Regions from separate parts of the Mus musculus genome. Here region 1 is linked to region 2. The links are chromatin contacts, found by Hi-C or POLR2A ChIA-PET in ENCODE. All regions are on one chromosome and are shown on one strand. Each heading gives the region's core, a stretch centred on a gene start or an enhancer-like site at or near the end of the contact. The rest is flanking DNA. Distances are from core to core; before and after follow the strand shown.

Evidence for each region. A loop is a pair of places that touch in the nucleus more often than their neighbours do. ChIA-PET counts read pairs that join two places held with the same protein, here RNA polymerase II (POLR2A).
Region 1: a loop to region 2 is called in a map of T-helper 17 cell, with 2.4 times the contacts of the local background. The contact joins the promoter of Grhpr here to the promoter of Shb in region 2. A Hi-C loop is called at or near these places in 3 of 37 maps with a recorded cell type or tissue (T-helper 1 cell and T-helper 17 cell). POLR2A ChIA-PET finds 5 or more read pairs at or near these places in 1 of 5 experiments (embryonic stem cell).

Annotation. Positions count from the first base shown.
Region 1 is chr4:44,979,006-44,982,809 of GRCm38, reverse strand. It overlaps Grhpr (glyoxylate reductase/hydroxypyruvate reductase), which reads right to left and starts at 1,416. Exons shown (of 9, transcript NM_080289.2): 1 at 1,276-1,416. The coding sequence starts at 1,358.
Region 2 is chr4:45,529,018-45,532,860 of GRCm38, reverse strand. It overlaps Shb (src homology 2 domain-containing transforming protein B), which reads left to right and starts at 2,033. Exons shown (of 6, transcript NM_001033306.1): 1 at 2,033-3,299. The coding sequence starts at 2,601.

The DNA.
Region 1 (3,804 bases), core at 167-2,666, 550 kb after region 2:
AAACATGGCCTTCCACCTGCTATGGCCTTAGGCTAGCCTTTGTTAAGGTCATTCGTGGGGAGCCTCAGAACTGTCTGGAGTGTAGTTGAGGAGGGGGTGAAGTGCTGCCAAAGTGGGGAACACTGACAAGAGCTGAAGGCTCCTCTGGTCACGGGAGCACTTGAGTGTGCTTCCTTAGTAGCCTCAAATGTGAGGTGCTCCTCCAAACCCTTCCGTTGCACTCAGAGCAGTCCAGGTGTGTGCACACAGGAGACACTGGACAGTGGCTGGCAGGTCCCCAGGTCCATCTGTCTCTGCTCCTCAGCACCAAAAGTACCAACAAAACAAGTCCTTGGGAAAAACTGTACTGTGCTAGAAAAAATTTCGAAACAAGTCACAGTCCCCAAACCATCAGAATTTAATCCCAGCATTCAAAACGCAGAGGCAGACGGATCTCTATAAGTTCAAGGGCAGCCTGATCTACAAAGCCAGTTCCCGGACAGGCAGGGCTGCTACACAGAGAAATCCTGTCTTGAAAAAAAAAAATCAGGAAACAAACAAACAAAAACTGACTGCCGAGCACTCTCACCTCCTCCCAAACTGGCATGGTAACACAAAGCCGGCAGGACAAAGTGACCCGCCTGCAGCGGATGAGGACTAAGCATAAGGGCCAGGCCTGCCACCTGGAGCTGAGTGACCCCAGGGCAAGGTACAACAAGCCCATCCAGACTGTTTTCAAGTGATGCAGAAATTCTAAAGCTGACTTCACAGTCTGTGTTCACAGCTCCTGGCAAGGCTACCCACTAAACAAGGTTCAATAGGAAGAGAACAGTCATCAAATGGCCCCATCGAGTATCCAAGGAGGCAAGCCAATGACTGTCATAGTCCCTGAACACTACTTCTGCCTGCCAGCTAACCCTCAGTGGGTAAAATTCACAGCCTGCACCTTGCCCCATAGGCAATCTCACTTCACTGAAACATGGAGACCAATAGCCTGGGGCCCGGAGCAAGCTGCCTCCCGGAGAACTACGGCCCCAAACTCCAAGCCAGCCCCTTGGGGACACAGCTGGCAACACCTGAGCAAAGTCCCCATGCGCCAGAGCCACCCTCTCGGGTCCTGGCTCCGCTTCGCCTGCCTGCCAGGCACCCGGCTCTTGAGAGGTGGCCCCCAGCCCTGGGACAGCTCTGGAAGCCCTAGCGGCGTGTCTCCATGGGTGCAGGGGTGTTTGAGGTTAGGTGGACAGGACAGCGTGCCAGGGGCACGGCTGCAGCCCCCGTACCGACGCGGGCGCTTACTCTGCGGCCTGGGCGAGCGCAGCCCTGCCCTCGGCAGGCAACGGGCCAGTGACGAACACCTTCATGAGTCGCGCCGGTTTCATAAGACCCGCAGCAGCAAACACGTACCAGGCTGGCCTTGCAGGAGACGACGGAAGTGTGGGCGGGGCCGGCGTTAGGGGCGGGGCCGGCGCTGGGGGCGGGGCCGAGCCCGGGACCTCTATGGTCTGGTATAGCTGTGGCTGTAGCTTTGGAGACCAAGTGTCCCGGATAGAGGCTCTGTGTTAGTGTGGGTTGAGTGTAGGACTTGGAGAGCCTTCTTTGGTGTGTGTGCTTTCAAGAGTAACATGGCCTCGAGACTGTCAAACACCACTAGGAGCCTGGAGTGAGGGGCATTATGAGGAGGGACCTGTGAGAGAGACCTCTCTGACTATGCTGTCGGTATTGGCAAAGGAGAAAGCCCTGTGAGGCCTATCTTAGCCAAACTATCCCAGAGGCTTCTGGTTAAACACACGGAATTCTAAGCCGAGCCTGACCTGCATGCTGAGGGAGGAGACTGAGGGAGAGGGTCTGAGTCCAGACATTATAGCTTTAATACTTAGAATGATTCCTTACTGGGACTTTACAATTGTGATGATATTTTAGCCCATCACGGGCCACCCAGGCGAGCTAGACACAAGTGCTAACTGTCTGGAAGCAGTTCCTGAGCAAGCAGGGACCAGGTATGCTGAGCCACGGGTAGATCCAGGGTTTGCAGGTAGATGGGACTGAGTCTGGATCTTGGCTTTAACCCTTTCCAGTTGTTTGACCTTTAACCCTAATCTGCATTCCCACCCCTGTTTCTTCAGGCACATCGTGAGGTTAGCATTTCCTTTGAAGGTTGTTTTCACTACTGAACAGGGGTGCTTAGCCTGAGGGTGGCAGAGCTCAAGCTGCAATGCCCAGATGCCTGGGGCTAAATGCCCGATTCACCACCGTGAGCAATTATTAAACGTTGTGTGCCTCCATGTCTTCCTTATCTGTCCCATGGGGATTGTAGTAATGCTTGCCTTGGCTTGTTGAGAGATGAAGTATGTACTGTGCTTATAATAGAGACTAAGGCAGGCATGGCGATTATGCTTATAATCCGGCATTCAAGAGGTAGAGGCAGGACTGTTCAAGGCCAGCCCAGACTTTACGGCAAATGATGCAGATCCTGAAGGCGGTTTAGGACTAGCTCAGGGCCCCAGGCCTGTCCTTCAGCTCTGCAACCTCACTTCAGTCCAAGGGCTGCTCAGTGACTTGGTCTCTGGTCTGGAAGGGCGCCAAGGACAACACAGTGTACTCTTCACTGATTTTATGGGGACCCATGAGGACTCTAGTACAACACACACGCAGTGTTGACAGATGTCAACTGGGCCATTTGGGATGTTTATTTATTTATTTATTTATTTATTTGAAACACATAGTCCCCACCAGCCTCCAGCTAGCAGGAGATGGCCTTGAACTTGCCGGAATTACATGTACCTAGCACACTTCCTGTTCCTATCTGGGTCCAGGCCAAGGCTTTGCACAACCCTTCCCGTCCTAAGTAATACATTAATGTCTCCCCTACTGACCCGTTTGCTAGGTCACTGAGGGGAAAGGAAAGGTCCTGAAATTTGTCAAACATTGACACAAGGTGTTTTCGTGTCCCCAGGCCAGGCCTGCTGGGCTCGGCTCAGCTCTCTCCACATACCCAGGACAGGCAAGGACAGTAGGGCACTGGACACACATGTCAACAGGGGCCGTGTGGGTCGCTCCCTCAAGGCAAATCGTCAGCTGACATTCAGAGGGTACTATAGGTTGGAAAGAATGTGAAAAGAGACCACAGAGCCAGCCAAAGGGCCTACAGCCTGCCCTCCACTTCAGAGGCTGAAGCCAAAGAACACCGGGCATTGACAATGTTTATGGAGGCCTTAGTAAGCTCAGAAGACTGCCGTACCAAACACTTTTCCTGGGAACTCCCCAGTGGCCACGTTTCCCCAATCTACAGACACTGAGGATGAGAGTGGGACAAAAAGCTGCTCAAAGTCACACAGCCGCTAAGAGGCAGTGCTTTCACCACCCAGAACATGTTGTAGGAGGTGGGTACAGGGCACCAGAGAAGAACAGCTTTTGGCACCGGCTTGGGAGAACTTCCAGAGGGGCAGCACCGTGATTAGAAGTGGGCACCAGGAGAGGACGGGGAATGACAGGCGCCTGGGTATGTGGGCTGACAGAAGAGACCCCGAAGCTCAGTGTATGGTGGGTTGAAGCTGAGGAGCCTCATCCAGGAAATTGTCACAGTGGAAGACTCTGTCTCTGTCCCTGGACATCAGTTTGAATACAATTTCTCTTTCTCACAATACCCAAGCTGCCTCAAAATGGCTTTCAAAATGGTCTGCCACCGGACCTTCATTTTACATCCTGATTAGCTGAAGTCCCTAAACTTTTTCTGGCAGCTATGTCAGCTGTTTGCCTCCAGCTTCTGGTCAGCCAGTATGGCCTCTATAGTCGCTTCAACCCTTTTCTAGCCACCTGTAACCTGCC
Region 2 (3,843 bases), core at 784-3,283:
TACACAGGGACTCTGGAAGCTCTTGGCATAATACTATAGCATTACAATAATTCTGGCTTGCAAATTATAGCCCAGAAGAAACCTTACAGGAGCGACAACTCTGACTCTGTGGCCAGCTGAAAGCAGAATGTGAAAAAAATAAGTTGTGAAATACAACTTCGCTTCCTAAACCTTCAGAAAAGCAAGATACTGTTTCCATGTGCAGCACACATGCAGGGAGCAGAGAACAGGCCTCCAGACCCTGGGGAGGACTTTCTTGGCCCAGGTGGCCTGGCTGACTGCCAGGATCTGGCTTCCTTTCCTTCCTGAGCCTAGAAGCTGGAGGGAGGGGGCGGGACGGGGGTGGGGCTTAAAACGAGGATGTCCTGGTCGGTCAGGTTTTTTCCCCTTAATTGGGGCCTCCCTCCATGCAGCATGATTAAGTGCTTGCGCAGCAGAGCAAGGATTTAAAGGGTAATTTGAGACATATAAGTGTAGGGATACCCAAAATAAGCATCTCAGCATCAACTTCTGGGGTCTCTCCCTATCTATGCTCCACACACCAAACGTTCAGCCTTGTCCTGTGTGCAGAGTTTAAGACTATTTCCTAAGGATGCTAAATGAATAGGTCTCAGGTAAGAAATAAGTGGGAATGTTATCGGAGATTGTTGGGGTTCAGGTAGCAGTGGGGTTTGGGAAATTCAAGTGGTCTTAGGGAACGAGAGAGGCAAGTAGTCTGACTACGTGGGGCTGAGCAGATAGATTGGAGCCTTCGGAGTCATGGGTCTGCCTTTTTCTAGTGTGGTGTCGCTGGAGCCTGAGTCTGGTAGGTCGCAGGGAGAGTTTGGAAGAGGTCACATTGTGCCTTACCAGGTCCCGAAGTCTCAGGATGAGAGTCTGACCTCCAGTACTAGCAGATCCTGGATTTGCTCTCTACTTCGATAGGTTACTGTTCCTACAGGACACAGGAAAAACAGTGTGTCCAACCTATATATAATGTACAGGTGACAGGTGAAATTACGGTCACAGTGTGTTATTTTGGCAAATCACCATTCTGAAGGACGGTTTCAGCTCAGAGGTACTCAAGGGGGATGGGGGGTGGGGCTGGCCAAATAGAACTTCCAAACATATCTAACATCTAGAAGGCAGATATCTTATTTCATTTTCAGGCAGTATTTTGTTCTTGACAAGGCTCCTGCTACCCCCTCTGAGAGCAGACTCAGAAAGCTACCCCCCTTTGGCCTGGGTTTCCTCACGTTTGGATAATAACTCCATTGTCTTAAGTTACATCATCACAGTGCCACCAGATCCTAGTCATCCATGTATAATCTACCTCGGGGCCTCAGTTTCTCCATCTGGAAAACTGTCTCTGGATTAAATAGAGTCTCGCCAGCTCCGGCAACCTTAAGCGTTAAATGTTTACATAGCTGGTTCCACTAGGTTGGCAGTGAACAGGGTTAAAGCCCCACTTCCTAGAAGGTGAAAAGGTAAGCAAACAGTCCGACCTCCCCTTAGCCTTGCTCAGGGATTGGTGCCCCGCCTGGTCCCAGCCGCCTATCCCGTCCGGATCCGTCATCTGGATTGCTAATACACTCATTAGCATAAAGAGTTTTTCCGAAGACCCGGCGCCGGAAAAGCTGAACCGGAGTCTCTGTCCCTTTAAAGAGAAGAGGGACAGCCACTCTCTCATTTTAGGGCATCTCCTCTGCATGGTCCTCTCGGTCAACTAGAGGTCGTGCGTTAGTCCAGCCTGCCTACCACCTCGATGGTGGACATCCATTCCTAGAGTGCACGGCGCGTGGGCCCCCAGGGACTGTGCTGACTGCTTTGGCTTCAAAGAGCCGCAGTCCCTGCTGGAGGGAGGCACGGCCTGCCAAGCCGCAGGACGCGGGCGCCCTAGGGCAGGACCCCGGAGCTGGCGCCCAGGCGGCCGCAGGAGGTGGCTCGTGCAGTCGTGAGGAGGTTCCTGGCTGCACGCGGGGGCGTGGCCTAGGAGGGGCGTGGCATTGGCGGAGGGGTGGGGCCTGCGGGAAGGGGCGGGGCCGCGGCGCTGGGCGGGTTCTGGCGGCCGAGTGTCACACACGCGGCGGCTCGGGAGGCGGCAGCAGAGGCAGCGGCAGAGCCAGGCGCCGCCGGGACGGGCAGGGGCGCGCGGGCTCCGCCAGGCGCCGGCCGCCTCCCTCATTCGTTCGCTTGTTTTCCGACCCGCAGTGGGGCCGGGCTCGCCCCCGTGCACTCGAGAAGCCCGCAGCTGGCCGCGGCTCGCACGGGGCAGGGGCGCGCTCCGCGAGGGTGGGGGCGCTGGGTGCGGGCGTGCGCGGCGGGGGGCGCCTGGCCTTCCGCTCTAGGCGGCCCGGGTCCCTATGAGACACGTCTGTGCGGGGCGCGAGATCCAAAGCTCGGTCGGCGCGCGGCAGGGGCGGAGGGCTGTGCAGCAGCGGCCGGAGCCAGGCGGCGGCCGGCAGGAGGCGGCGGCTGCGAGAACTTGAACTTGGCGACCGGTGCCCCGCACGCCCCCCACCGGGGCAGGGGCGTTGCGGGACTGGGCGACAGCGTTGTCCCCCGAATGGCCGCGGCGGCGGACCGGGCTCGCGCGCCGCGGCCCTAGGCGGCCCTTCGCCATGGCCAAGTGGCTGAACAAGTACTTCAGCTTGGGCAACAGCAAGACTAAGAGTCCGCCGCAGCCGCCGAGGCCGGACTACCGGGAGCAGCGGCGCCGGGGCGAGCGACGAGAGCAGCCCCCGCAGGCCGTGCCGCAGGCCTGCTCGGCGTCCTCGGCGTCCTGTGGGTCGGCCGCCGCCTGCTTCTCGGCCTCGTCGGGCTCTCTGCCCGACGACAGCGGCAGCACGAGTGACCTCATCCGCGCCTACCGCGCGCAGAAGGAGCGCGACTTCGAGGACCCGTACAACGGGCCGGGCTCGTCGCTGCGCAAACTGCGAGCTATGTGCCGCCTGGACTACTGCGGCGGCGGCGGCGGCGGGGACCCCGGCGGGGGCCAGCGCGCCTTCACGGCGGCAGCGGGAGCTGCGGGCTGCTGCTGCGCGGCGGCGGGAGCGGGCGCCGCCGCGTCCTCGTCCTCATCCTCCGGCTCCCCGCACCTCTACCGCAGCAGCAGCGAGCGGCGGCCGACGACGCCGGCGGAGGTGCGCTACATCTCCCCTAAGCACCGACTCATCAAAGTGGAGAGCGCGAGCGCTGCGGGGGACCCTCCGGGAGGCGTGTGCTCTGGCGGCCGTACCTGGAGCCCGACGACCTGCGGAGGCAAAAAACTGCTCAACAAGTGCTCCGCCGAGGAGACCGGAGCTGGTCAGAAAGATAAGGTAAGCTCCAAAGCTATTGGTGCGCTTGGGGAACTGAGGCACTGCCACGTTTCCCATCCCTTGCATCAACTTTGCTCTGGCATCCTGGGGTCTAGGCTACAGCGCTCATTTTGCCAGATGGTGATTAGACTCCGACTCTTTGGTTCCTGCTCCCCAAACGCACCCTTGCGGATCCCAGAGCCAGAGCGAGAGCACCCCGTCTAACTACCCAGAAGACAGACCCAGCCAGCCCTTCCGGCTCCCCCAGTAAAGTTAGCAGCGGCTGGCCTAAAAGAGCATTTACTCTCGTTTACCCCGGGGTCCCTGTAGTGGTCCCCCTCCCAGATGCAGATGGGAATTGAGGTCTAGAATGGGAAAGGGAATCTCCGGGTCGTAGATTTCCTTATTGGCTGTCCCAGAATATCTGTATGTGTGTAAATGCTTCTAAACGTCCCACTCTGCGTGCCAGGTTTCCGAAGCCAAGCGGCCTTTTGTACTAGAGCGATATTGGGAACCCCCATGCAGGCTTTTCCGGTGTTAAGGTTCGTCCTCCCAGAGAATTTAC